Linked DNA regions of Homo sapiens: regions 1, 2, 4, 5 and 6 are each linked to region 3. A link is a loop called in an ENCODE intact Hi-C map of the cell type or tissue named here. Cell type or tissue: PC-3. All regions are shown on one strand.

Region 1 (5,000 bases), 260 kb after region 3:
GATGGTCTCAATCTCCCGACCTCGTGATCTGCCGGCCTCGGCCTCCCAAAGTGCTGGGATTACAGGCGTGAGCCACCGCGCCCTGCTAGAAAGTAATTTTTTAAATTACATTTTGGGATAACTGAACGTGAATGATATTAAACATCATTTGGAACATTCTATTTTTTGTGACCCTAGACCTTCAATTTCTCATGCGCAAACCATATTTTGGCAAACTAGCTTTTTATTTTTATTTATTTTTTGAGACAGAATCTCGCTCTGTCACCCAGGCTGGAGTGCAGTGGAGTGGGGTGGCGTGATCTTGGCTCACTGCAACTTCCGCCTCCTGAGTGCAAGCGATTCTCCTGCCTCAGCCTGCCAAGTAGCCGGGATTACAGGTATGCACCACCATACCCGGCTAATTTTGTATTTTTAGTAGAGATGGTTTCACCATGTTGGCCAGGATGATCTCGAACTCCTTACCTCAAGGGATCCACCCACCTCAGCCTCCCAAAGTGCTGGGATTACAGGCGTGAGCCACCGCACCCAGCCCTAACTAGCTTTTTTTTTAAAAAAGACATCATGGTACTAATTTTAGTGACAGTGCATTGCAAAAATAACCTTTAATAAATTGAGAAATCTGAGAATGATGTGAATGTGTCACTTCCATTATTTTTGTAAGAACATTTTATTGGTCACCTAGAAATATTAGTCATATCAGACTGTAAATTGTCTTAAGACTGCTAAACATCGGCCGGGCACGGTGGCTCATGCCTGTAATCCCAGCACTTTGGGAGGCGGATCACGAGGTCAGGAGACAGAGACCATCCTGGTCAACATGGTGAAACCCCGTCTCGCGTAAAATTACAAAAATTAGCTGGGCATGGTAGTGCATGCCTGTAGTCCCAGCTACTCGGGAGGCTGAGGCAGGAGAGTTGCTTGAACCCGGGAGGCGGAGGTTTCAGTGAGCCAAGATTGCATCACTGCCCTCCAGCCTGGCGACGACCATGACAGAACGAAACTCCGTCACACACACACACACACACACACACACACACACACACACACACACACGATTGCTAACCATCTTCTATGATAAACCTTAAGTATATTCTAAAGAATATTACCACTGATAAAAGAATTGTCATGGTACTCACCTAAGATATTTTGCTAAGAATGTCTAAATAAATTTCACATATACTTTGACATAAAATGAAAATGGGAATAGAAACAAAACTGAGTAAAACAGGTTGAAATTCAAAATATCTACCACTCCAAAAATTGTCTCATTGAGAAATTTATAAAGGTACAATTACTACTTCTGCTAATAAAACCTTAATAGACATTCTGAATGCTTTTAAAAGTATGAGTAACAATTCCATTACACCCATATTTAATTAAAACACAACCACATGTACTTGATTAGAAAAAATAGAAGCACAGGGATGAAATGCATTAGCTGGTTTTGAGGCAGACTGAGGGAAAAGAAATCTCAATTCCATTTGAAAAGATGTGTATCAATCTACAAACAGCATGCATGGATCCAACCCTTCATCTAGTGCCCAACTGAGTGATAATTTTGCTAGAGATAAATTTGATGTATTAATACTGTAATCTGCATGACATAAGCTGTATAATGCACACTCCAGAACCTGACTCAGTTTTAAGATGTAGCTCCAAGGTTAACAGTAATTTTTATCCTCTCCTTCCTTTTCCCAAGTGCCTATTTGCATTTTTCTGTCTTCCATGTATAGAATTGCCACGAGGAAACTTACCTAAGATCCATCTTCATGAAAACAGTTAAGGGCAACACAGCCTTTTCAATAAAAGGTATGCAATTTATTTTGTGCTTTTAACATTACCCCCTACACAAATTATTAGTTACATAACTTTTAAGGGCCCCATAATCAAATAGCAGCTATCATTTAATGTCCCAGGCACCAAAGGCTACATTTTAAAAATTACTGTTTTACAGATACAGATGGGGTCTTGCTATTACCCAACCTGGAGCGCAGTGGCATGATCATAGTTCACTGCAGCCCCAACTCCTTGGGTTCAAAGTGATCCTCCTGCCTCAACCTCCACAGTAGCTAGAACTACAGGTGTGCACCACCACACCTGGCTATTTATTTTTTTGTAGACAGTGTCTTGCTATGTTGCCTAGGCTGGTCCTGGGCTCAAGCACTCCTGCCTTGGCCTCCCAAAGTGTTGGGATTACAGGCATGAGCCATAGTGCCCAGCCAACAACTTTTATATGCACTGGGAAGCCAAAAAAATTCATGAACTGCTTTATTGTAGTCTGGAACTAAACCCACAATACCTCCGAGGTATGTCTGTACTTTGCAAGGTAGCAATCACTTCCATTTTACCCGTAGGAAACTGAAGGTAAGGAACACAGTTATCTCCAGCTCTATGAAATAAAGACCAAATGCATGACTGGACTCTTATCTTTCCATTTAAAAAAGCTCATTGTATAGCTACCACCTCTCGTTCACTCCTAAAGGATTTAAGCAAATAAATAAGGACAAAACATTTTTCTAACAAAAACCACTTTTATTTTTAAATCAATTTACTATCAAATACACAACAGAACTCGGTGTGGAGGCAGTGTTTGATTTCAACTGGTTATCTGTTAAAAGGCTTGTGTCCCAGTGCAACACTACCTTTGTGCAGAAAATGTTCACTGAAAATAAATATCCTAAGAATGGATAATCTTCACTGTAGCATCTTGTCAGTGGCACTACTTTTAAAAAAATGATTCCCTTTAGAAAAGCTAGTATATTTGTATTCAGAGATTACAAGTGAGGGAACACACTGTGAATATTAGGTTTACCATATGTGAAATTTGTTTTTGACTTACAAAAATGCCCATGTCACATGGTTCACCTTTTATCTACTAAAGTTTAAAACAAATGTCATTTGTGTTGAACTTTGTTTTTTAAAAATGCAGTGATTAGGACCATTATTAGAACTTCTTTTACTCACTATAGACAATTCTTTTTGATAAAATCTTTAAAAAGTTACTTACTACAAACTGTAAAAACAATGCTGTTTTTCTATATGGCATTTCAGTTTTTAGGTTAAAAAAAACAAAACAAAACCCTATTTATACTCAAAACTTGGATAAAAGCTACAATTCCAAGTCTCATTTTCCCTTAACCCCAGCCACCCAAACACTACTCATTTCATAAATGAATACTATTTAGTACTGTACAGTAGATACATATTGACAGCTTCTATACTACTCCAGAAAGGCAAATATCTGTATTTCACCGAAAATATAAATTTGCTAGATATAGGTGGGATTTGTTTATACTAAAGTTCATTGCTTTATCCAACCCCATTCCCACACAAAAAATAAGCAATAAAATGATACTAAGCTAAGAAAAGGACTATTTTGGATAGAAATTAAATCATTTTTGACAATTTTGATGGCAATTATCACTACAGTGATAGACTTCCTCTTTTTACTATACTGAAATATGTGGACAGAAAGGGAAAGAATTTGTAAAATGAATGAGGTAAATGTCATACATTCAGTAGCGTAAATAAATACAAATACGGTTTTACAGGAACATGAACATAAGTTTAAGGGTTTTATTATCAAAGTCTTGTAAAACAATTTCAGAAACTGTACATCAACATGGCACAGACTGTAGCCTACTTTTGTTTCTACTGCACAAAAGTGAAGCTTGAAACTTCTGTAACTAAGAAAACAGTTGCCTACTTTGCATATATAACATGAAATCACCGTGTGCATAAGATTACTACTGCAGTAACACAAATTTATTGGTTTTATACAACTTGAGATCAAATAAAGGTACATTATCAAGTAGATTTGTCTTATTTTAAAAGCGTATGAAGGTCAATTTAAAATGCACTACCCCTTTTTTCCAACACGGAGCTTAAAACAAATTAATGAAAGAGTGGAAAATTCAAAATAAGGGCAAGAGATAAGGTTTTTTTCTTTTTTTCCTTTAAGATAGACTCAGGATAGGTAGATAGCTTTCACTGATGTAGATGTGGAATAAATTATTACTTCAGGAAAAAAATTCCCAAACATCTTATGAAAAAGTATACAACTCTACTTCAAAATATGCTATTTACTCACTGCCAAAGACAGTTTTATTTGAAATCTTGTTTCTGTATTTAAACCCTAATTAGCCACCAAAAAAGGTTAGTGCATAATAACCTTTCAAAGTTAAACAAAAGCCACAAAAATTTTGCCACAAGGCTTAAAGGATTATCTATTTCAAATGCTCATTTCCAGATGTAACTATAAGAATGTTAATTTGTCATGTCAACAAACAAGACCATAAGTAGATCCATCATGTTGGAGGATTTTAATGACATTTAGGATATTCTTGCCACAATAACATGCAATCAGTGCATTTCCTACATGGCTCTATTACGGCAATGAATCAAATTATAGAAATACTATAAGTGAACTTACTTAATAAAGGATATCATACGACATAAACAATCCATGCCTGCTGTAGATGCATGCAGCTTTTCATTTTTGTTATGAAGCAGCACCAGAATAGTAAAACTGCTTGGTTACTCAATCAGATTTCACCATGACAAGAATTGGTTACCTCGTACCATTTTCTAAAAGCTTTTTGATGTAAATAACTAATATGAGTAACAGGAGCTTTATAACCATTTATAACTCAGAGCTGTATACATCTAGGTTTGAGATGAACAAATACAGCATTAAGAAATCACACAAAGGAATGACACTGATGCAGGTATACAGTTGGACTCCCTCAGAGGCAATATTCAGTCACTCATATCCATGTCTTCTTCATGATGATCATCCCCATTCACTTTGGATTCTCTTAGTGAATCACCAGTTCCCTTTTCCACAGAACATTCCTTTGTTTTAGGGGAACCTGTTTCTATTGGTTTCTTCTCTTCTTTTTTCTCTTTCTCACTGTCATACCCCTGTTCCTCTTCATCATAATCCCGTGTAACCTGCTTTGCCAAGGAGAATAATAAAAGTAAACTTCTCCAAAGAAAAA
Region 2 (5,000 bases), 480 kb after region 3:
CCTAAGTGTTTTACTGGCATTTTATTTTAATTCATAATGCCATTTTGTATGTTAAAACATCCATGTCTCATCAATAAGTATCAGTGGGCAAACACATTTTTTTTTATTTTTTAAATTTTTTGTTCTACCATCTCATCCTGTTAACTCCTACCATGTCTTCCTTAACCAATGGCCTCTCCCTGTAAGGTGGATTCATCTGTTCCTGGCAGTCCCAGGCGAACAACATTTGCTTACCTGCCCCTTCTGTCTTCTATGCCACTTGTGTGCCGAATACAATTCCAAAATTAAGAAGATTCCATTTTTTAAAAAGTTGCTGAAAATAAACGTTTGGGAACAAAAGGAGGGAATTCTAAACACACCTGTTACCCCACAAAGAATTATGTACTGCATCTTTAGCTGTTGTCTGCAAGGACCCCACTTTAACCCGGGTATTAGAGGATCCTGAGGAAGCCTGGGAAGGCGAGTAGTCTGAGTAAGTGCCTGAGGAAACACTGTTATTCAGACAGTGAGTTTTGTCAACTTCAGACTCATCAGTTGATTCTGAAATTTAAAGGGGAAAATGTTATAATGCTATGACACTGACAATTACACGGAAAAGCAAGTATGAAAAATGGAAACCATACCGATTAAGGTTAGAAATGCATATTTGTAAAACATTTGTATAGAATATGGTGTATCATAATTTACAACTGGCGATTCATCATGCACATGCATTTGTAGCATATTTTCCACATTGGGTTCACAGTGTTACCTTTTTTGTCCTTCCCTAGCAGAACAAGTTTGGGTGGGTACAGAGGGGTCTCAGCTAATGAAGGGTGAAGTTCCCCAATCCTCATTTCATTAGCTGGATGAACAAAAGAATCCTGAGAGATATAATAATACAGGACAAGGAAAGTAAACATTTAAACAATGGTTAACCAAAGTGGCAGTATCTTTATTTGGCTCAGATTAAAAAATGTGACTCTAGAATTCAGTTCACTGTGAGGCACTGGGAGAAATAAACCATATGTATCTCTGAGTTAAGCATTAAATTTTTTTTTTCTAATGTAAGTGAGTCCATTTATTCATCAATTTTTCTTGCATGTTGTTTATATGCCTGGCACTGTGCAATGAACTGTGGAGGTTCCAAAGAAAGACAAAATGTGGCTGGTGCCCTCTGGGAGTTTATAATCTAGTTGGAGAGATGAGCTATAACTCATTAGAACACCAGACTGAATTATGATAAGCCATATATGAGCAGTATGATTCACACAAATATGATATATACACATGTAATTGTTCTAAGTGGTTAACTCTAAGAGTTTTAAGAGGAAAGTATATCACTGACCAATTAAGATTTTTTTTTTTTTTTTTTTTTTGTGCATCCCTAGCTACATTACTTCACTGTCGGGTCCTATAAATCCTGCTCTTCCCACCGCTTTCCTCCTAACTTTCTACTGTATCCCAAGTGATCATCTCCTCAATTTCTCAAGTTCTATCATGTGTTCTTCCAGAGGTTCCTGGTTTTCTCACACCTAATCTAGCATACTAAATCTTCATTCTATATCCCTTCTTTGAGTGTAACGAGCAACATCGATACACGACTATAACTTCATAATGACAAATAAACATGTAGAAAACCCAAGATTTTAAACTTCCACAATTCAAATTACTATTTTCAGTTAACCAGGCAGGGTGGAGAGCATTAGGGGAAGGTAAAATACCAAATTCTCACTTTCTTCTAGATATAAAAATGCATTATCTATGCCCATAAGTAGTGATATATATTTATGCATAGCAGCTATCGTTATGTCTTCTTTTCCCTTAAGATTAATTTTAATTCAAATGAGAATTTTTCAGCTTTTTAATTCATTAGTATCTTGTGAGTTTGGGGCACTAATGTAAAATATTTAGAAATATTTTGTTAAATCAGAGAAAAAAATATACTTGAGGACAAAAATATTGTAAATTTAAAAAGTCCTGTCTTAAAACTAATCGGTTGGTATAATGAACAGGCAGAAACTCTTACTATAAATTTTATATATTGCCAAGGACCCCCATAGTGACATGCTCAGGTCTTTGGTTATTGCAGAGAAGCACATCTTGGTTTAAGTTCTATCTTTTGGGATTCTTTTGGGTTAGGTTTGTATGGAAATATTTGCCTGAAAAACCTGGGTATATCTGTTACTTGTTAATTTTTTAAATAGAATATTTCAATAAAAGAAAAGGGAAAGATCATTTAGTCCAACACTTTTGTTTTCTAGAGGCGGGTTCTGAGACTCAGCTTAGGCCTAGGTTACACAGATGATTAGACGAAGATCCAGCACTGCAGCAGGATTCTCCTGGGCTCCATTCCAGTGATCTTTCCTTACCTTGTGCTGCCTCCTGGTGAGCTCAGCTGTGAGCACACAAAGAACTTAAAATGAGGTATCAGATTGCAAAGAGGAACAGGAAAAGGAGTAGAATGGAAAATTCAGTAGTTGAAGAGGCTATATTTGCTACTCAAAGGTGTTCTATGTGATACTGTGTATGCCATATTGCCTATCCTAAGTAAAGCTCATTTTTCACACGGGCTTCACAGAGGAAAGATAACTACTCAACAAAAGAAATTAATCGCTGACTTTTTTTTTTATAAATCCTTTTAAAGAGGCCATATTTTCTTTATTTTGATTGATTTTGAAAATTATTTCAGAGGGTACATATTATTCATTTTGATTGATTTTGAAAGTTAGTTCAAAGATTTAGCATAAGAAATGTATGACAGTTTTAAGGTGACAGAAGGGAGGATAAAAGCCTTTATATACCTTTGGAGAAATTTATAAGAAGATATGAGTTTGAGAAACAGTACCCTGAAAGGCATAAAATATGCTGACTTGCCAAAAAATTTGTTACAAGGTGTCATATTTTCATCCTATTTCTATTTTTATATTTTATTAATCAGGTCACCTTGGGCAAGTCAGTGTACTTCTCTGGGCATTATCATCATTAAAATAAAGGTAATCAGTAATAGGAATTAGTGCCAATTCCTGTCTAGTACTAACATTCTATGAATCTAAAGGTAAGTTATTTGTTGAAATAATAATTTAAAAATATTCCTATGATACCTAATTACAAGAATGGGAATTTTGTTTTATTCAAAAGAAAAACAAAAATAGAATAGAAACACAAAAAAGCAATCCAAATAGCTGTACAAGTACAGAATGTTAACATAATTATGGGTTTTGCTTTTTTCCCTTATGTTCTACACATTCAGTACTCAGGTCATCTTGTTTGTATTGATTCGACTTTCAAACTTGTATACCAAAATTATGACCGGAACTCTGCATGGTAGCTCTGGTTTGACTCAGGTTCAAGTTTCTGATCCTGTTTCAGAATTTCTATTGTGAATCAAAAACAGCCTTAGTGACCAGGAAGAGAGGATGATTATCAGCTAATTATGAACTTGTATTTCTTCTTAGAAGGACATTATTGAAACAAGAATGATGAATTTGCACTGATCTGAGTAGATTCTCTTACCCTTATGAACGAAGTGATGATGATGATGATGACAATGATGATAATGACGACAATGATGATAATGGCCATAAATTACATGGCACTGATTACATCTGCTGCGGTGCTACTATGCTAAACACTCTATCTATATTATCCTTGTTAATTATTTAAAAGACAACCTTATTTTTTATCATTATGTGGTATTTATTTATTATCATCATTTTTTGTTCTGCAGATAAGGAAATGGAGGCTCAGTGAGGTAAAATCATAATTCTAAGTCACAAACCTAATAAGTGGTAAAGCCAAGATTTGAACTGGGATCTGCGCTACTCAAAGATCTATGTGATACTGTGTATGCTGTATTGTCTATCCTGAGAACAGCTCATTTCTCACATGGGTTTCACAAAGTAAAGTTAACTATCCAACAAAGGAAATAAATCACTAATTTTGTTTCTATAAATTCTTTTATAGAGGCTAGAGGAATTGAGTTCCTTTTGGAAAAGTGGGCAAAGTTTTGGGGACTACTTCTACGGGCAATGACAGAGGAAATTTTTGGTAGAAAACAGAATTTAGTGGGGATTCCATTGTAAGTACATTGAACCATATTTTCTTTCTGGTGAGGAGACAGAAATGAGAGGGAAAGAAAAGGTAAAATGTCCTTTTTCTCACAATTGCCCTTCCACTGTTCAAACTGCATCTTGGCTGCTACTGCCATAAAGAAAAGAAGCCTCAGGAAGAAGTCAAAGGAAAGAAAGCAAGCTTATTTCTGAGCTTTTGAGAGTCTAGGCCTAGCATGAATAAAAGTAATTTAAGGAAAATTTTGAGGGTAATGGACAATTCTCTGTTACTGGAAGAAAGATGTTCCTCTATAGAAAAAAATTGGGCTGAGTCCCCTAACAAAGGGAAAAATGCAGAACATTTTGGGATGGTGAACAGGTATCTTGGTAGTTACTTGCAGAAGGATTAAAGGAGGATGGGGAAGGAATTGGCACATAATTCTCTTGAAAAAGAAGAGGGAATTATTTACTGTAGGCTTCCTCTGTGTCAATAACTGTGCTTGGAGCTGTATATAAATAGGTGTTACCATATTTTCTGTTTTGTGCTTTTTTTTTTTAAGATAAAGAAACCAAGGATCAGAAAGGTTTTAGAGACTTGACTTGTCAAGGTCACAAGGTGGAGCCAAGATTTCAATTCATGTCTGCTAGATTTAAAAGCCCTACCCCTTGATTCTCAAACTGTACTCTGAGGCACCCATGGGTGTTGTTGCAATTAACAGGGACACTGTGAGTTACATTAAATGTTTGAGGGAAACAAAGCAATAATTGACATTAGACAGACACTGTGCAAATGGCTAGCTTGAGGTAGCTCTCAGTTACAACATTAGATCGCACATTCTTTTTGATGAAAATCCTTGGCCGGGAGCGGTGGCTCACGCCTGTAATCCCAGCACTTTGGGAAGCCAAGGTGGGTGGATTATGATGTCAGGAGATCGAGACCATCCTGGCCAACATGGTGAAACACTGTCT
Region 3 (5,000 bases):
TTTTCTAAAATATTTTTTATTTTTATCAAAGTAATATATGAATATAGTTTAAAAATAAAATAAGATCAAAGGCTCATAAAGAAAAGCAATACTCTTCCATGAAATCTCTCCTCACTCATCTAACTCATTCTCTAAAGGGAAACACTTGTTAATTCCTTTATTTATTTTGGTTGTTTATATCAATTCTCAAAATAGGCTGCTTTTTTTTAATCTTGCCATTTATTTTTCTATAATACATGAAGAAGTTAGATCTCTTCTACTGTCTTCCATCTACTCTCTATCTTCCTCCCAACACAGTTATAATAAAATTTTTATTAAAGTTGTTAACCTCCATTTACAGCTTTAGGAATTTGTGAAGCTAAGAAGTTTACAATTTTATTTCCTTTCCTGTATAGATTTCCTGGAGTTTCTCCTTGTTGTTCTTTTGTTCATACAATGTATTTTTCATAATGCATTGAATAATAATAATCCTCCTTTTTCTAAGGTTTATGGGATCTGATTGTCTATAAAATCTTCATTTTTTCAGAGAAGCTTCTTGTCAGGCTTCTTGCATGATTATCATCCTAAGGACTTTCTCAGACTGCCTTTCTGAATCTCATCCTTTTTCTCTGTTTGTTTACTTCTTCATTTTTCTGGGGTATATTTTCATGAAACTTCACTGAAAATATAAGTCATTCAGGGCAGATACACTCTTACACACCTAAAAATGCATTTGTTCTGCCACTCCACTTGAATTACAGTTTGATTGAGTATAGAATGCTTAGTTGAAAGTCATTTTCCCTCAAACTTTGAAGACCATTGCTGCTATCTTCCTTGCATCTCCTAGAATAATTCCTTACACATATTTGCACTCAATAAATATTTATTTAATGTATGAATGGATTTGATATGTTTTCAAACCTCTTTTTAATTCCCTTCGCTTGCCTGCCATATCTCTGGCTTTACGTTTATTTTATTTTTTTCTCTTTTATTGTTGAAGTCCCCTCCTGATCCTGCCCCACCAAATATATAGTTATTCTTCTTTGCCTTTTCTGTTTATGAAAGAAGGTTTTAAAAGTTTGTGGTTCTCAAAATATGCTTACCCCCACCAGAAGATTCAGCATCACCTGGTAATTTGTTAGAAATGCAAATTTTCTGGCTCACCAGGCTTAGTGAATCAAAAATTCTGAGGATAGGATGGAGAAACCTGGTTTAATAAACCCTTCAGGTGATCCTAATGCACGCAAAAGTTTGAGAACCACATAGACTGAGCCATGACTTGCAGGCTTTACTTTGGAGTTACCTGGAGAGGAGTGAACATTCACACAGCGAGATCTTTTCTATGCGACTGTTTAATTTCTCCAGAGAAGAAATCTTGGGTCTCTTGCCCAGAGGGTAGGTATCTAACTGCTAGTGTTGTGTTGGAACATTGAGAGTGGGACACAATGACCCATATCTCTGATAGGAAGACAAGATAAACAAAGTGACTTTTAGATCATTATAACTGCTATAGTTTTGAACAGGAAGCCCTTGTTTCAATTCTCTAAAAGGCCTGGTTATATGGCCACTAATTCAATTTCCCACATTTCCTTTCTTAGGCATCCTTTCCATAAACTCTTATCACCTGAGGTCACCTGAGTGTGTCTCTGTTCTTGCTACCTGCAAGAACCTGACAAATACAGTTTGAAATTACAAACACTTTATCATGATGTGCACGATACGAATTACTTGCAACTCAAAAAAACTAAGCAAATGGCCGTGCGCGGTGGCTCACGCTTGTAATCCCAGCACTTTGGGAGGCCGAGGTGGGCGGATCAGTGGAGGTCAGGAGTTCAGACCAGCGTTTCCAACATAGTGAAACCCCGTCTCTACTAAAAAATAAAAAATTAGCCGGGCGTGGCGGCGCACGCCTGTAATCCAGGCTACTCCGGAGACTGAGACAGGAGAATCGCTTGAACCTGAGAGGTGGAGGTTGCAGTGAGCCAAGATCACGCCATTGCACTCCAGCCTGGGCAACAGAGCAAGTCTCCGTCTCAAATAAAAAAAAAAAAAAAAAAGAAAAAGAAAAAGAAAAAGAAAAGAAAAGAGAGAAAAGAAAAAAAAGAAAAGTAAGCAAATGTGACATAAAAGGTTAGAAAATAACAAAATAATTTCAACTCTGCTTTAGGAAGCACATTTTATATATTTCCCTCAAGGACCACTAGATGGCACTTTCTGCTCTGCTTATAATCACTATTGACTCTTCCCCTGGAGCAAACCATTAATGAAGTTCCTTTGGCTTCTTGCAGAACCTTCTCAAGATCTTGCTAGAGAATGATTGTATTTTGGTGACTCATTCACTTAGTTTTGCTGTATTAACAGAGAATTGCATAATGTCTTGCAATTGTTCACCACTCTGTCACCAATTGCATCTATTTTTACTTTGCCCAGTGGGAAGTCTAAATACTAAATTCCAAATTCAAAGAACACAGCACAGTTGTTTTAGTCTAGGGTTTCAGTAAAAAGTAAACTAACCCTATGGCTCTAAGGATAATTTCCCGCTTGCAGTAGGGTTCAATAAAATGAAGTCCAAATTAAAGATGTTTCCTGCAATGAATACTAGAAGTCCCCTACAGAGTAGTAACAATGATTCTTTGAGATTTATAGAAATTTTATTCTTGAAAGTTTAAATAATATGCAAATAAATATTTCAAAGACCAACGGAGACATTTTTTTCTTATTTGAGAGGATTTCCTAAAAATTTGTCTTCAAAATTCTCCTTTAAGTTTTACTGCTCCTAAAATCAGTTTATTGTCCAGTCTCAGTGGCTTAAGCCTGTAATCCCACACTTAGGGAGGCTGAGGCAGGAGGATCATTTGAGCCCAAGGGTTTAAAACTAGCCTGGGCAGCATGGTGAGACCCTGTCTCTACAAAAAGTAAAAGAAAAAAAAATGTAGCCAGGCTTGATATTGCACTCCTGTAGTCCCAGATATTCAGGAGGCTGAGGAGGAAGAATCTCTTGAGCCCAAAAGGTAAAGGCTGCAATGAGCTGTGATTGCACCATTACATTCTAGCCTGGGCAACAGTGAGAACCTGTCTGAAAAATAATAGCAATAATAATATTAAAAAAAAATAAGTTCATGCTTCATGCCATCTGGCCAATCTTTATCCAACCTCCATCTTAAACTGAATCAGGAACAGAAAAGTATTCATAGAGAAAGGCTCAGGACCAGATGGCCTCACTGTTGAAATTTCCCAAACATTTAAAGAGAAACCAGCCCTACTCCTTCACAAACTCTTCCAAAAAAAATAGAAGAGAACATTTTTCATTTTATGAGGTCATTTTTAAATTAATACAAAAATCAAACACTTCAGAATAAAATATGAATGCAAAAGTTCTCAAAATTTCCAACAAAATACTAGAAAAACAAATCCAGCTATATGTAAAAAGAATTATACATCACGATCAAATGAGATTTATTCCATGAATACAATGTTGGTTGAACATATAAAAGAATCAATAACATGTAATGCATTATATTAATACAATAAAGGACAAAATGCACAGGATCGTCTCAAAAGGTGCATAGAAGCATTTCAGAATACTCATTATCCTAAAAAAACAAATAAATAAACTGAACTGGGGACCCCTTCTCAGTGGTCTGCATACCTCTCTCATGGCACTTATCACACACTGTTTTAGCATTATTTTTCAGTGAGTTATGTTATTCCTTCTTTAGAGAGAGCAGCTGTGTCATAATCATTTCTATACCTTATTTCTGCAGTGGACATTTTTATAGTGCACAGTGGAAAGTCTAGCACAGAATAGGTGTGCAATAAATATTTGCTGAATGAAAGAGTGAAGTTTTTCTTTACCATTTTAAGCAGGGAGAAACCAAGGCATAAAAAAATTGAAGGGACTTTCTTCATTCCAAATTCTGGAAGCCATGGTTTCTAATTGCCCAACTAAAGCTATCCCAAGAAACCACAATTCCTCATAATGGATTGAGGAGAAGACTGTACTTATTCTTTTCAAGCTACTATAGAAAAGCAATCCTGGCTAGCAGATTAGGGTCCGACATCTCTCAGCAAAGAGATGTTAGGATACCACCAACTCTAGGAGTTTTGTTTTGGTGTTTGTTTGTTTGTTTGTTTGAGGCAGGGTCTTGCTCTGTCACCCAGGCTGGAGTGCAGTGGTGCAGTCTCAGGTCACTGCAGCCTCGACTTCCTGGGCTCAAGTGTTTCTCCCACCTCAGCCTCCCAAGTAGCTGAGACTATAGATACAAGCCACCATGCCTGACTATTTTTTTTTATTTTATTTATTTATTTATTTATTTATTTATTTATTGGTAGAGACAGGTTTTCATCATGTTGCACAGGCTGGTCTCAAACTCCTAGACTCAAGCAATCCACCTGACTTTGCTTCTTAAAGTGCTAGGATTACAGGCGTGAACCACCGAACCCAGCCACTCACTGTTTACCTAATATGAACCTGGCATTATACTAATCTGGGTTGGTATATAAAGATGAGTACATATACTAAGCCAATTTGGCTAGATTAACAACTACTCACTAGTTATTCCTTTGATCATCATTTTTTATATACCAATGTGAATAGTCATCTATCTCATAAATAAAGATATATACTTGATTCCCATAGCTTGATAGGGATGGTGGGGTGGACTGGCCTATCATGAGAATTCCTCCAAATCAGGTTATCAACGGAAAAGGTCTCCTACCCACAATCATGGATATTTGGATCCACAGGGCAGTGTGAAACTGTGACTTGGATAGACCATATACAGTTAAAGAGCCATAGGTGGAAATACTAACATCACAAATTCAAATGCCCTTCCTTAAGGAGACAAGGTTTTTCTGAGTTTGAATTTTTGAGGCCCTAACATAGTCTGCTATAATCATAACGTAAGATGAGTTTCTGTTACTATTCCATCATCACAGATGGTTCCTTTCGGATGGCGCTGCTCTAGAGTTTGAATTTCTGGTCTTTGACCTTGGGCAGTTTTCTGTTTTGTGAAATATGC
Region 4 (5,000 bases), 180 kb after region 3:
TATGTTGCCCAGGCTATTCTCAAACTCCTGGCCTCAAGCAATCCTCCCTCCTGGGCCTCCCAGAACACTGGGATTACAGATGTGAGTCACTGTGCCTGACCTTAATTTTTATTTTAATTCTATATAATTGGTGATTCAAATCTGTATCTTCAATGTTATAGTTATGGCTTTTTTTTCTTCTTAACAAGTAAGATTAACTAGAGTAACTTCTAAGTAAAGAAGTATTCATTAAAAGGCTACATGTTAGAGAAACTCAAGAAGTAGGTACCAGCCAGGTCTCAGGAAGAGTGGGAACCAAGATGTTTGGAGGAATCAGTCATTCTCCTATTTCCTTATCATCTTTCAATCTCTTATGGTGTGTCTGCTGTTCTTTATATCTGCGGTATTCTCCTTTTTCGTGATTGACTTTTCCTGTTTACTGAAATTGAACAGACCTAAAATAATTCTTTTAGGATCCTAAGTTGACTTTCTGGTGTTCACTGCTAACTAGATGGGTTTCTTAGGTTCGCAAATTTCTGAGCAAAAAGTTTGATTGGTCCAGTTTATCTCAAGCCAAGCCACAAGTGATGGGTGATGGCAGACTTATGAATTATCTGTCTTTAAGATAGGTATTTGCTTCTGTGAAATTAGCTTTAGCTAGACTGACTTGGGTGAGATTTGGGGGTAGGAGAGGGAATCAGGAATACAAAGGAAGTATGTTTACTTTAGCAGGAATGTGGATAGGGCAGGCCATGATTGACATCTCTAGCAACCTTGGTGAAAATATGTCAGATACAGCCAGCTGAATTTGATCAATAAAAACTTGCGCTTTTTTTTTTCAAAGAACATTGGATTGGAACTTTAGAAAATAACTAGAATTTATTATTTACAATATACCAGATGCTTTTCCTAGTACTTTACACGTATTTACTCATTTAACTCTTACCACAACCATGTGAGTGAAGTACTATTATTATCTCCATTTTATGGAAGAAAAACATTAGCCCCAAAACTTGCCCAGAGTAAAGTAGCCAAGTTTTAATTTCAACTTGGGAGTGCCTGGCTCTAAAATCTATTTTAATGGTGTATTGCTTTGCCCTCTTTTTCACTGAGAACCATTCAGAAAGGATATGGTCTGTATCAAAGTTGGCCAACATGCAACTTGCCAAATCTGATTGCTATTCTGGAATCCTTCCTAATTTAGCACTTTAGTAGTTAATATGGATTTACCAGGATTTGAATGTGAAATGAAGCCTATCTGCCATCTCTGTTTGAGGGTTCTAATTTTATTTTATTTTTCCACTCAAGTATATTCTCACAGAGGGTATTCTAATTTTAGATAGATGTACTATTATGCTTCATCATCGGTTTATATCAGCCTGTTTTAAAATGTATTTCAGCCAGCCGTGGTGGCTCACGTCTGTAATCCTAGCACTTTGGGAGGCCGAGGCGGGCAGATCACTTAAGGCCAGGAGTTTGAGACCAGCCTGGGCACCATGGCAAGACCCCATCTCTACTAAAAATACAAAAATTAGCCGGGCATGGTGGCACATGCCTGTAATCCCAACTATTTGGGAGGCTGAGAAAGGAGAATCACTTGAACCCAGAGGCAGAGGTTGCAGTGAGCCGAGATCATACCACAGCACTGCAGCCTGGATAACAGAGCGAGACTCCGTTTCAACAACAACAACAAATTAAAATATATTTCATAAAACATTAGTTTCTTTGCATCCATTGAAGTACAGGAGAAAAACCACATTAGTTTTATGGGATATTGAAAGGTATTTAGAAGAAAATAGAGTTTCCAGAGCAAATCAATTTGAAAAATATTAGGTAAATAAAAGTTAAAAAGTTTTCTTTGTTGTGGAACTTGTTAGAAATTTGATATGCTAATATGCATTGTAATGTTTCAAGTTGGGGCATGTGTTGGACATAGTGGTCAGAGTTCCCCACAGTTATTTGATGTTTGCTCTTTTTTACAAGTATCTTGACAGATTACAGTTCTGTGGGATGTATTTTGGGAAACACTTGGTTAGATGATTCAGGATCTGCAAATAATGTTGGTATTTGTTGTTTCTGAATCCTTTTCAAATAGAGTAGACACAACCAATTACATACTGATCCATTAACATTTTTCCAGTTGTGCACCCTTTTTTTGCTTTTTTTCTTATGATCTTTATGTATGTGTTTGTATAATTCTCTTTTTAAAATAACTCAAACAAACTTGAAAGTCTGTTGATATTTTTTATATTTGGTTGCACAAGAGTGAGATTAGAATATGTAGTGGAAAGTAAAACATCTACTTTATACTTAGTGTTCCTTTTTTTTTTTTTTTTTTTTTTTGAGTCGAGTCTTGCTCTGTTGCCTAGGCTGGAGTGCAGTGGGATGATCTCGGCTGCAACCTCTGCCTCCTGAGTTCAAGCGATTCTCCCACCTCAGCCTACCTAGTAGTAGCTGGGATTACAGGCTATTTTTTGTATTGTTAGTAGAGACAGGGTTTCACCATGTTGGCCAGGCTGGTCTCAAACTCCTGACCTCAGGTGATTTACCCACCTCAGCCTCCCAAAGTGCTGAGATTTACAGATCCACTGTGCGTGGCCTACTTAGTGTTCTATACGTTGCTTTTATATTATGTCATTGTTCAGCCTAGATAGTCTATTCCCTTTTATCTTCTTTTAAGATACACTGTACCTTTAGTGATTTCATTTAGTAGTAGCTGGGATTACAGGTGTGTGTTACCATGCCCGGCTAATTTTTCTATTGTTAGTAGAGACGGGGTTTCACCATATTGGCTAGGCTGGTCTCGAACTCCTGACCTCAGATGATTTACCCACCTCGGCCTCCCAGAGTGTTGAGATTACAGGTGTGAGTCACTGCGCCTGGCCTACTTAGTGTTCTATACCTTGCTTTTACATTATATCATTGTTCAGCCTAGATAGTCTATTCTCTTTTATCTTCTTTTAAGATACACTGTACCTTTAGTGATTTCATTGTTGAAGGGCACGTTCTGTTTCTGTACTTGTCTATAAACACAACAAAATTTCCCAGGGCGTTCACGTAATATTTTGATTGAGGTAAAGAGAATCTTTTATACTTCTACATGCTTTCCTTCTCTCACTCATCTTAACCTACTGAATAACGTTAGTTTTTCACCACAGAAGACTGATTTTTTTCTGAATTTCTGAGTCCATTGACTAATATTAGTAATGTCACGTGGGAGGTTATTGAACTGTGGATTTGGATGGAAATGAAGAATATTATACTTAAGTAAGGAAGGTTTCAGGAAGTTTTACGAGATGATATAGAAAAACTAATCTTTAATTCTTATCCTTTTGGTTGAAAATATGAGAGAAAGGTTTTTCAAACCAGTTGCTGCAACTTTTAATTCATTTTCAGTCTTTTTTGGATCTGCAATTTTTTATTTTTTCTTAAAGTAACTTTAGAATTAATATGGTTTCTAACTTTAATAACTGTAGATATTCTGTTGTTTCCAACTGTCCTATTTTTCTCACTGGTTCTCTCTATATTTGATCGTCTTTATAGTTCTTACTTATTAATGTGTGATTTCTTTTTTTTTTTTTTTTTTTTTGGTTTGTTTGTTTTTTTGAGACGGAGGCTCACTCTGTCACCCAGCCTGGAGTGCAGTGGCATGATCTCTGCTCACTGCAACCTCCACCTCCCAAGTTCAAGCAATTCTCCTGCCTCAGCCTCCTGAGCAGCCGGGATTACAGGCGCATGCCACCACGTCCAGCTAAGTTTTTTATTTTTAGTAGAGACAGGGTTTTGCCATGTTGGCCAGACAGGTCTCAAACCCCGTACCTCAGGTGATCCACCCACCTTGGCCTCCCAAACTGCTGGGATTGTAGGCATGAGCCACTGTTTCCGGCCTAAATGTGTGATTTCTATTCCTCATAATTTGCGTTTTTCACAGTCCTTGCCTTGAGTTCTTCCTGGCACATTTATGCATTCTTTAAGCCTTAGTGCTTAGTTGTTAACTACCTTCTTTTCTTATTATGCATTGTTAACATTACTGAGAGAAGACATTCGATTGATCTGGTTGTTTTTTTTTTTTTTTGAGACGGAATATCGCCCTGCCACCCAGGCTGGAGTGCAGTGGTGCATCTCGGCTCACTGCAATCTCTGCTCCCTGGTTTCAAGTGATTCTCCTGCCTCAGCCTCCTGAGTAGCTGGGATTGCAGGTGTGTGCCACCACCCTGGCTAATTTTTGTATGTTTAGTAGAGCTGGGGTTTCACCATGTTGGTCAGGCTGGTCTCAAACTCCTGATCTCCTGATCCGCCCGCCTCAGCCTCTCAAAGTGCTGGGATTACAGGCGTGAGCCACCGTGCCTGGCCACCAGTTCTTTTTTTTTTAAATTATAAGACTATGTCATAGGTTATTAGCATATCTATGATTATCTGATTTTTTGTTAGTTGCTAATCTCTACTTCAGTTGAGTTGTGACTAGTGCGTGAAGGGCATCTTTTCTGCTGGGTCTGTGGCATATCAGAAACATTGCTGATATGTGTCTAGCACAATGTATAAATCTTACATGAATTCTGAGGTATTCCTTTAGCTATTGTTGTGCAACCTGCTTTTTAATATTTTTATAGTATCTTTTTTTTCTTTTTCTTTTCTTTTTTTTTGAGACAGAGTCTCACTTTGTTGCCCAGGCTGGAGTGCAGTGATGCAATCTTGGCTCATCACAACCTCCACCTCCTGGGTTCAAGTGATTCTCCTGCCTCAGCCTCATGAGTAGCTGGGACTACAGGCGTGGGCCACCATGCCCAGCTAATTTTTGTATTTTTAGTAAAGATGGGGTTTCACTATGTTGGCCAGGCTGGTCTCGAACTCGTGATCCACCTGCCTCGGCCTCCCAAAGTGCTGGGATTACAAGTGTGAGCCACTGCTCCTGGCCTATTTTTTTCTTTAATGATTTTTTTGGTTACTAATACATGCATGTTGAAACAGTTGAAATCATACAATACATAGATACATAAAAGCATCATCTCTCTACTTTTTTT
Region 5 (5,000 bases), 73 kb after region 3:
TTCAACTCCTCAAGAAGTCCTTTTTCTGAATACTACCATCCTTTAAATATGCACTTTGACTGAGCTCCCTATACGTTTATTTATACACCTGGTCTATTACAGGAACAGAAAAGCTTTAGAGTTCACAGTGAGACCACACTTTGTAAATATAGTGACCCCCCATGCCCAAGATAAAGCAGACACACACACACACACACACACACACACAATAATAAGACTTACTGCTGCCTTCAAAGCTTGATCTAGATCTTCCAGTAGGTCTTCCTCATCCTCTAAGCCCACAGAAAGTCGAATCAGTGTGTCACTAATTCCAAGGACATCTCTGTCATTCTTAAGAACTGATGCATGAGTCATGATTGCCCTGAAAGAAGACATGAGCAAATTTTTGATCACTATATTGTGTCAGTGGAGGCATGTTTCTGTCTCATAAACTGCAATTACCCTCAACATTTTTCTGGTCCAAATATCAAATTTTGCATACCCCTATAATTCACAGGCAAAAAAAGAGAAAATTACGAAACTTATCTCTTCTAGCTATGATTTTAAATGAAAAGCAAGATTGTTTTTATCCTGTTTATACCATTGGTAAGATATGCTCAATCCAAATACTGAAAGTGTGTGTCAAGTACCCCCATGCAGTAGGGTAAGGCATAGCCTCCCCAATGTGTATATTTTAATACCTGCCTAAATGAAGTTTGGCCAGAAATCATGTACTCCATGACCAACCTACTGGATTGCTACTTATAAGAGGTCTCTTGGACCAAGAGCCTGTCATAATTAGTTTCCTCTGAATCAATCCAGAGCTAGACCTTCTGAGGCACATCGGAGAAAGATGACCAAGAATCACTAGTAGCAACCAGTAAGCATTCAGAATTCCACAATATAACTCCTGGCATAGAGGCCTGGAAGGATTTTTCAAACGATCTAGCAGCCCATTACCATCATCAACAGATGTAAAGGAAAACCACCCATAATATGTCAAGCACTGCAGTAAAAATTGGGAAACCAAGAAGAATGAGATATTTTCTTTAACCTAAATAACAAAGCAGGAGGTAAAAGCGATGACAATTCACAAAACAAAATAGTCTATATAAACAATGCCAAACAAGTATAGACAAAAAGACTGCCAAGTTCCAGGGAAGGAGAAATTTCTGTGAAGAATAATGGAGGAGAGGTTTAGCATCTTACTTAACCCCAGTATGTGTATTACAACCAACACTCTTCCTTTCCCTGCACACCACCAGCAAAATCAATACCTAAGCTGCTTTCTCCTCTCTTACATGAGAGCCATGGGGAAAAAAAAATCTCAGCTGTGGTCTGAGTGATGGATATCTTCCTTTGTCACTTTACTAAAGTGTTGTTTAGATACAAACATCCATCTTAAAATGTTCTGCCCTGGGAGACTCGTAATTCCTTAAAAGAGTGTGTACATGTAGAAATAAGAACTCAGGTCTCAGAGACCAACAAACTTGGGTATGAATCTTAGCCCTTCCACATACTGCCTATGTGGCCTTATAAAAGTTACTCATCCTCAGTGCCTATTTCCTTATCTGAAATAATAATAGATGCATCTACTGTGTGCTTACCATGAGACAGATACTCTACTAGGTGGTTTGTGTGCATTAATTCATTTTTTTAATGAATAAAAATTGGATATAACACCTGTCTTAAAGGTTTGTCACAGACATTAATTTGAAGGAACATGTATAAAGCACTTCTAAGCACTTGGAATGTAGTAGAGATGTCTAATAAAAGATAATAGTTCATAGTAGGTGCTAACGTTTATTGGGTACTTAGTATGAACGAAGGCATTAGCTTAGGGATTTTTTTCCCCATGTTCTCGCAACAAACCTAAGAGCTATGTAGAGTGTTGTCCACATTTTAAAATTGAGGAAATTGAGATTTAGGGAGGATGAGTAACTTTTCTAAGGTCACAGAGTTACATGTGTTGTGAGGCTGGGAGACTAAGCTAATACACATTAGCTTCACTTCCTTCCTCCCATATTGCAATGCTGCACTAGTAGCAGCAGAGTTGGGAGACACAGAATGAAGGGTGATAGAACAGACAAGCCCTGACCTAAATCCACTCATCCTCTGGCATCGGGGTTATAGCCTAAACCAGAGTGTCTGGGGGCCAAGCAACTTTAAACAAAAATCCCTAAATAAATCAGGAGAGATTTATTTTAAGACAATTTTTTAAACAAGAGAGTCTTAACGTAATACACATTTCATTACTGTGAAAAACAAACCCATTTCACATGCTGAGTGTGCCCTCTTGTGCATCCAAACTTACTAGCAGGCATCTTCCGGAAAGACTAACAAAAATCTGCGTTACATGAATTATTTCAAGTCATTATTTAGACATCTTTTTTTTTTTTTTAACTTGGTGAGACTGCCTGACTTTTGGTCTAACTGTAAACTCCTATACAAAGACAGAAAATAGGCCTAAACTTTGGTGGGACCTGACATTTCTCCACACAATGCTTGCAAAACAAGTTATTCCATAAATGTTTATAAAAATGAAGACACAGAAATACACCGTATACATTTAGTACAGTTAAAAATAGTTAGGTTATGATGTTGACTTAACCCTGCAGTAATTACAACATATGGTCATAGTAGCATATAATAAAGGTAATATATATATCAGGAATGCTTGGGGGGACAGGTAATCAATAAATGATAATCATTAATTTTTTGTTGTTGTTTTGGTTCTTTTTTGAGACAGAGTCTCGCTGCATCACCCAGGCTGGAGTGCAGTGGTGCGATCTTGGCTTGCTGCAACCTCGGCTCACTGCAACCTCCATCACTTGGGTTCAAGCGATTCTCGTGCCTTAGCCACCCAAGTAACTGGGATTATAGGTGTACACCACCACACTCGGATAATTTTTTTTTTTTTTAGGAGAGACAGGGTTTCACCATGTTGGCCAGGCTGGTCTTGAACTCCTGACCTCAAGTGGCCCACCTCGGCCTCCCAAAGTACTGGAATTGCAGGCGTCAGCCATTGCACCAGGCCGAAAATCATTAATTATTAATCTCATTTTATGTGTTAAAAAATGGAAGTTTAAAGGTTAACTAATTGGTGGAAGCAGATCTCAAATCTAGATCCAAGCACCTTTTACCTCCCCTCACTGTTTCTGATGCAAATCCAAGAGTGAAGCTGCGAACACGTTCCTGTGTGACACTTGAGTCAATCAGCTCAACTTTCTGGATCTTTGTTTCCTTGCCTGTAAAATAAGCTGCTGGACTGTATGATCTTAGACTGCTTCTTGTACCAATATCCTCTGATGCTTTGAAAAAACTAGATGAATTGATTGGGTTAGATACTGAAGGGCCTGGTACCAAGTTAGGGTTTGGATTTATCTTGTACACAACATGAAGACATTAAAGGTTTATCCTACAGAGAACAGAAAACAAAAGATTTGACAGTATCTAGTAGGGCTGTTCTCCAACAATCAAGGGCATGGAGGAGTTTCATCAGAGACACATTTTCTGTTTCCCAAAGAGCCTTGAAAACAGCTTTTCTAGTACAAAGTCTCCAATCCCCTCTAAGGCTGAGTAGGGTAGAACATGTGGCCCTTGCTTAGAGGTCAGAGATCAGAGATCCTAGAATACAGTTACTGCTGGAATCTCTTTTTGACAGAGCAGGGAAGGAAGCAACATTTGGGAGGACACCGCTCACTAACAAGAAGCCCTCCATGAGATTTTATCAGGGTCTCCATCTTGACAGGGTTAGAGTCCATTCTGATTAATGTCCTGCTATTCTTATTGTTAAATATCTTGAATTATCCCTGACCTTATCATATTTCTTTCCCAATCATTAAAGCTGACATCAAATTTAAAATACTGAGAAAAACAGAACTATACTTACGGAAGCTCAGCAAGGCTTTCGAATCCTCCCAAGCTCTCGGCCAGAGTAAATAGCTATAGCAAAGAAAACATGAATTTAGATTTTCTAGTAAAATAAAAATACTAAAATCTAAAAATAAATGTTTTTAGGCCAGGCACAGTGGCTCATGCCTGTAATCCCAGCACTTTGGGAGGCCAAGTCAGGCGGATCACCGAGGTCAGGAGTTCGAGACCAGCCTGGCCAACTAGTGAAACCCCATCTCTACTAAAAATACAAAAATTAGCTGAGCATGGTGGCACGCACCTGTAATCCCAGCTACCTGGAAGGCTGAAGCAGGAGTATCACTTCAACCCAGGAGGTGGAGGTTGCAGTGAGCCGAGATCATGCCACTGAACTCCAGTCTGGGCAAAAGAGTGAAACTCTGCCTAAAAAAAAAAAAAAAAAAAAAAAAATTATTGCATTTGAGACTTTGCTCTGTGGTTACCACTTAAATAAAAAAATCTCTAAATGCTTCCCAAGTTATACATACTTCCTTGTTAATATATATCACTTATGAAATACATCCTTTAAATCCCTGCTGGAATAGGGGAAAAAAAAAAAACCACTGTTTTTATGTTGAGTGTGATAGTGTCATAAAACTTTACAAATGTTTTAAAAGTTACTTTGGTAAATGTATTAAATTAAGGTGACACCAGGAACACTTTGACTAATCTGGCAGCTTTCTGTTAATCTATTCTGTAGTATATAAACTGCATGAGCTCAAGGTTAAGCCCAGTGTATGGAGTTGGACAGGCCTCTTGCTCAAGGCCCCTGAGAGCCTCCTCCTGGCTTTTTGAAAATTAGACAAAGGCCTCACCCCAGTCAGATGCAGCTTAGGAGGCACAGGGTTTGGAAAGCCATTCACAGGATGGATTTTAGAACAGCCCTTGTGCAGTGCACTAACTGCACACTACTTCGAGGTTTTACCTATTTCATCTGAAAAAAGGGGTTCACTTTTAAATAAATGCATTAGAATACTCTGTGTCTCCAAACTGATTGTAGTATGTGGAGAGTTAAGTAAGTGAACATATTTAGATGTCTGCTACATTGTTGTTTAAGTTGTTTTCAACCCAATGCATTTCATGATAAAGAGGTTTATGAGTGTAACCTG
Region 6 (5,000 bases), 380 kb after region 3:
TGGATATTCACTTATTTGTCAGGGAGGTGACACAGTTGGACAAGCAGCACCCTTGGAGTCGGGGTTGGGGAGGAGTGCGTGAGATGTTTCAAAAGGATCTCAGTGCATTTTAAGTGACAGCTTCTCCTGCTCTCTTCTCTTCCCACAGCTGCTGGGGGTCCTGCACCCCAACCCAGCCTAGATGATATTTCCATTTGTTGTACCTAAAAGCAGAGCTTTTTACATCTTTACATCTTTACCTCATGACAGAACTAAAAAAATGATGTTTGTTCTACAGTATGGCACGGAGATGGGTAAAAAAGTGAAAAGAATAAGCCACAAGCCCCCGTGCTTTGAGGAGATGATCATAGCCTGCTCCTGGGGAACTATGCTAGTGGCTGGATAGCAAGCACTGACCTAGAGGTTGCTCCTAGGAATAAAAAATTAAGATTATCCATAGAAGACAAAGAAAAAAATACTTCGCTAATAGTGGATACCAAAAATCTGAGGTAGTGCAAAAGAAAAGAAAGGAAAAAAGAAATAAAAAGCGCAACTGGAATACATACATACAAACTTTCAAGACGTTTTCTCTTATACTCTTCAGTAAAATTCTATGTAATTTTCATTCTAGTATTTAAATAGTTCTGGATTTTACAACTAAACCTATCATTAAAAGGTTATGGAAAATAGAAGGAATAAAAAAGATGAAATAGAACATCAGGCAAATCAAAAACTCAAAAGCTGTATCCAAAACAATGGTGGACACCTGCCGTATTTGCTTTAAAATGGGTGGCACTGTTGTGTACAATTTAAATTTGTTAAGGAGATATTTAACTTCTCTGAAAAGAGAGGAAGAACACTTGGTAAACAAACCCAAAATGGTGCACTAAAATTGGCAGGCTTGAGGTCAGAAAGAACTTACAAAATATTAACCCCCAAAGAAGGTTAAATTGAATTTGCTAAGAAAGAGTATTCTGTATTAGTATCTGGTGATCATGTGGCTAGAAGGAAATTGTTTTTTTTGGAGGAAAACACCAGAGGATATAAATGGCTTCACATAAACTTTGGGAAAGAACACCTTGTCTTCCCTCTACCTTTGCTCCGGGTTGGAAGAAAAAAAGATTAAATGGTTGGCAGGGGAACACCTGAAACCCATATAAGTAGGGCTTTGATGGAATTAGCAAAGAAGAAGCTCAGACCAGGAGGCTGGCTAAGCTGTGAGGGTGAGGATATAATTAGCTTAGAGGAAGTAAACAAAAACATTTGGCCTTTTTAGCAATGATCCAGCCATCAGAGGCCCTGGAATTTCAAATGACTAAGAAGAACCAAAATAGCTTGAGGACACATGTCACCAAGGCCGCCAGGGGTTCTCTGCCTTCAGCACCCAGATATTCCCACTGAAAGGAGAGAGGCTGGGGAGATTGCAAACTACCTTGGGAATCCAATGATCACTTTGTGAGAGACATTTTGAAATACATTTCGAAATACATTTCTTATTCACTTCATAATAAAATAAAATCTGATTGTCATATTATGCTGATTACTCATACACATAAATAAAATGAAAAATTAGGCGTTTATTGTAGATGCCTAGTTATTGCCAGATGGAAATAAAGCTATACCCAGATGCACACATATTCAGATTGGACTAGTTTTAGAATTACATAAAGAAGGCTAGGCAAACTTAACCACAGTTCCTGATGTTTAAGTTTTGGAAAGTTAACTTTAAAAATAAATTTTGAGTAACTTGAGACAAATCTATTCCCACATACTTGGAATGGGCATACCTGAAGGAAGTGTGGCTAAAATAATGGGAGATAGGAGCAAAATATTTGGAAAACACAAGTTAGAGAAGAACTATTAAACTGGTGGGTATAATAATTAAACTGAACAATTAAGGAACATCAAAACTTTAAACAATCAAGCCTCACTGAGAAAGTGGTTTCTGTCTCATTAGGTTTTGGGTGATTGATACAATCTGAGAGGTTTAGTAAAAAAACATATAAACTGCCTAAAATAAGCTCAAAGCTCTTGTTTTTTTCTTAAATTGTGTAAATTTAGAGCATTGTTTCAAATTTTCTCAAAGGAGAAAGGAAAGGGGTGTTGTTAGCAATTGTATCAGCACAAGGGGCATAAAAACAGACTGTGTAAGGCCATCCCAGCACTTTGGGAGGCCGAGGCGGTCGGATCGATAGAGCCCAGGTGTTCAAGACCAGCCTGGGCAACATGGAGAAAACCTGTCTTTACTAAAAATACAAAAATTAGCCGGGCGTGGTGGTGCATGCCTGTAGTCCCAGCTACTCGGGAGGCTGAGGCAGGAAAATCGTTTGAACCCAGGAGGTGGAGGTTGCAGTGAGCCGAGATCGCGCCACTGCACTCCAGCCTGGGCGACAGAGCGACACTGTCTCAATACAAACAAACAAAAAACACCCACGACAACAACAAAAATCGGACTGTGCTCCCCCAAGCCAGAGAATTGCCAAGGCTGGGATTTAAAATGTAGATATGAGGTCTCCATCTAGTGGTGGCTCTTCTGAACTGCAGACACATGTTTCTTTAAAAGAGTATGCGGATGTGTACAACTAAATATGAGGATAGTATTTGTCAGAGTTGAACGCAGTAATTTAAACTAGAGGATTTTATTGAGATGAAACACAATTTGTTGCTTTATAAGGGTGGGTTACAGAGGGAAATGTTCACCCCTTCGCTCCAGGAATTTAAGAATAGCATGAATCCTTCCCTGAAGATAGACAAATGAACCAGATCCTCTCAAGGTCCCTTTCTGTCTTATGATAGGACAATAATTTTGCTCCTTTCTCCACAGAGCTTTTACCTGTAGCCACACTGTCTGACATTAGTCTTTATTTAAGAAAAGTACGGCCGGGCGCGGTGTCTCACGCCTGTAATCCCCGTACTTTGGGAGTCCGAGGCAGGTGGATCACGAGGTCAGGAGTTCAAGACCAACCTGGCCAAGAAGGTGAAACTCCGTCTCTACTAAAAATACAAAAAATTAGCCGGGTGCAGTGGCAGGCGCCTGTAATCCCAGCTACTCGGGAGGCTGAGGCAGGAGAATCGCTTGAACTCGGAGGGCGGAGGTTGCAGTAAGCTGAGATCGTGCCACTGCACTCCAGCCTCCAGCCTGATGACAGAGTGAGACTCCGTCTCAAAAAAAAAAAAAAAAAAAAAAAAAAGAAAAGAAAAGAAAAGAAAAAAGAAAAGTACTCTGGTAATTTTTAAAAATGAGATAACTTTTTTCCTTGTTCTGAGAAGTTGTATGACTAAAGCATTACCTATGACGTTAGACAAAAATAGTTTCTAGAAATGAATAGCAATTAAACTAAATATATTTCTAATATGCACCTTATTTTTCACTGTAAATTCTTCTTTTGACATCTGGAAGAGCAGGAGGGAAGGCAGAAACCAAGAAGAGCTGAACGATTACTCCTCTGGCCAAGAGAGAGCAGAGAGAGAGGAAGGGAATTCAGGGCTGTCTGAAGAAGGGGCATGGTCACCAGAACGAAGAGACTGGAGGATATGCCTGAATCTGATTTCTTTTATCCAGTTCCTCTCTGATTCTCTGTATCAGTCCTCTATTGCCCTTCTTTTGTCTTTCTCATTCTTTCTTCCTTAATAACTTATTAATTCCCCTCTTTCCCAGCCCTAGTCTGTTCTTGTTCCTTACTCACTCATTATTCTCATTATTCTAAAATGCTCTTACTTAAAAATATTTCATTAAAGTACTCTTACTATTCTAAAATATTCTTACTATCCTAAGATAATGTCACTCTCTCAATTAATATTTCACTTTTCCAGTTCATTTTTCATTTATTTTTGTTCAAAGAGACATTGGCATTCTTTTACCCATGTAAATGTATAGACACTGGGCTATAAGATACCAAAGAGTAGGCCCCTGGAGAGTTTGAGGCATCATGCTATCAAAGACAGCAATGGTGGCTGTTTCCTTCAAGATATACTATGACTTTATCTAAATCTTTCTAAATCAAAAATTTTATGAGAAGAAGACATAATTAACTTGATAGTTATCAAGTTCTCTTTATACAAAGAAATTAAAAAGCAGAGGTAGAATAAGAGTAATTAATATTAATAGTATAAGTAAAAGAGTCAATGACAAAACATTTAATGTTTCGGAATATTTCACTCAATTCTGGAGTTACTTAGCTATGAAACCCAAATAGAAAGACATGGGAAATAGTTTTGTGAGAAAGCTAGGACAGAAATGTTTTACTTGAAAGGAAATTAAGGTCCCATGAGGTAATAAAGGGATTGTGGTTAGGAGCTTACCAACCTGGGGGTCTTAGATATCATTAGATTCCCAGTTAGATATCATTTTTGTTTTAAGGGGCTGGATTCCATTTTTTGTCCCTTCAGGGGAAGGATCTAATGAAGCCAAAGATCATGGCAGTATAAATAGCATGCTTTCTTTCTACTTTGAGATCAACAGGCCAGATTCTATCTCTATAAAAGTTTGGGAGGGGTAACATGGTTTTGTCAAGGTAACCCTGATTTTTTTTCTGTGCTCTATCTAAATAGTTAATCATATCAATTATATAGCTTTTACAGTGGCTTGATAATTTTGGCTGAACTATATGACATCTTCACTTTAGGGATATAGGGGGTGGGATCTATTCATGAAATGATGCCAAAATGCAGTGTGTAAACATTGTCATGCTCAACTGTGGCCAACAGCCTGTAGACAGACTATTCTTTTATCTACTTAAAGGACGGGCAGCATTTGGCAGCAGTTTGATTAAAATTTAGAGCTAAATAGGTAGGTGGAGACCCCTTTCTCTCAACTACACTTCCGTAGCCTCGTCTCTCTCATGACATCTTTTATTCTTCCCTCCACATCCAAATTGTAAAAATTGCTTAGGTAACGTAATCTAGTGACAATGTGCATGACTTCTTCTCAAAGAGAAAGGAAACCCAATCAAATCAAAAGGATAGATATGGTGTGCTCCAATTAAATAAAAGCCACTTCTTAAACTTTTTGAATGGTGTTA

Evidence for each region. Peaks named below come from ENCODE experiments on the same cell type or tissue, not always from the same donor. Only the 100,000 strongest peaks of a DNase experiment are listed, where the experiment ranks them.
Region 1: it touches region 3 in a loop (5-fold over the local background); 8 of 110 quality-filtered maps call a loop at or near these places.
Region 2: a loop joins it to region 3, with 10 times the contacts of the local background. A loop is called at or near these places in 7 of 110 quality-filtered maps.
Region 4: it touches region 3 in a loop (3-fold over the local background); 2 of 110 quality-filtered maps call a loop at or near these places.
Region 5: it touches region 3 in a loop (18-fold over the local background); 39 of 110 quality-filtered maps call a loop at or near these places.
Region 6: a loop joins it to region 3, with 9 times the contacts of the local background. A loop is called at or near these places in 86 of 110 quality-filtered maps.

What each region holds. Positions count from the first base shown.
Region 1 is chr1:70,250,564-70,255,563 of GRCh38, reverse strand. SRSF11 (serine and arginine rich splicing factor 11) reads right to left here. Exons shown (of 12, transcript NM_001350605.2): 12 at 2,512-4,956. The coding sequence ends at 4,759. Among named protein-coding and RNA genes, the nearest start is that of SRSF11, 32 kb to the right of the region's middle. RefSeq lists a silencer at 1,441-1,641. In PC-3, no CTCF peak of the experiment used is centred here; no DNase peak of the experiment used is centred here.
Region 2 is chr1:70,031,984-70,036,983 of GRCh38, reverse strand. It overlaps LRRC7 (leucine rich repeat containing 7), which reads right to left. Exons shown (of 27, transcript NM_001370785.2): 19 at 752-863; 20 at 360-540. It overlaps LRRC7-AS1 (LRRC7 antisense RNA 1), which reads left to right. Exons shown (of 2, transcript NR_187366.1): 2 at 1-1,018. Among named protein-coding and RNA genes, the nearest start is that of LRRC7-AS1, 7.8 kb to the left of the region's middle. In PC-3, a CTCF peak has its summit at 2,376 (motif pointing left); a DNase peak (open chromatin) is centred at 2,363; H3K27me3 peaks cover 441 bases.
Region 3 is chr1:70,507,475-70,512,474 of GRCh38, reverse strand. No RefSeq gene overlaps it. Among named protein-coding and RNA genes, the nearest start is that of CTH, 99 kb to the right of the region's middle. In PC-3, a CTCF peak has its summit at 2,187 (motif pointing right); a DNase peak (open chromatin) is centred at 2,264; H3K4me3 peaks cover 559 bases; H3K27ac peaks cover 598 bases.
Region 4 is chr1:70,329,143-70,334,142 of GRCh38, reverse strand. The region is part of intron 2 of ANKRD13C (ankyrin repeat domain 13C); the gene reads left to right. Among named protein-coding and RNA genes, the nearest start is that of ANKRD13C, 23 kb to the left of the region's middle. In PC-3, no CTCF peak of the experiment used is centred here; a DNase peak (open chromatin) is centred at 1,962; H3K27ac peaks cover 1,169 bases.
Region 5 is chr1:70,434,049-70,439,048 of GRCh38, reverse strand. CTH (cystathionine gamma-lyase) reads right to left here. Exons shown (of 12, transcript NM_001902.6): 10 at 3,872-3,924; 11 at 223-361. Among named protein-coding and RNA genes, the nearest start is that of CTH, 25 kb to the right of the region's middle. In PC-3, a CTCF peak has its summit at 2,258 (motif pointing left); no DNase peak of the experiment used is centred here.
Region 6 is chr1:70,130,628-70,135,627 of GRCh38, reverse strand. LRRC7 (leucine rich repeat containing 7) reads right to left here. Exons shown (of 27, transcript NM_001370785.2): 27 at 1-5,000. Among named protein-coding and RNA genes, the nearest start is that of LRRC40, 72 kb to the left of the region's middle. RefSeq lists an enhancer at 1,188-1,482. In PC-3, a CTCF peak has its summit at 2,502 (motif pointing left); a DNase peak (open chromatin) is centred at 2,497; H3K4me3 peaks cover 895 bases.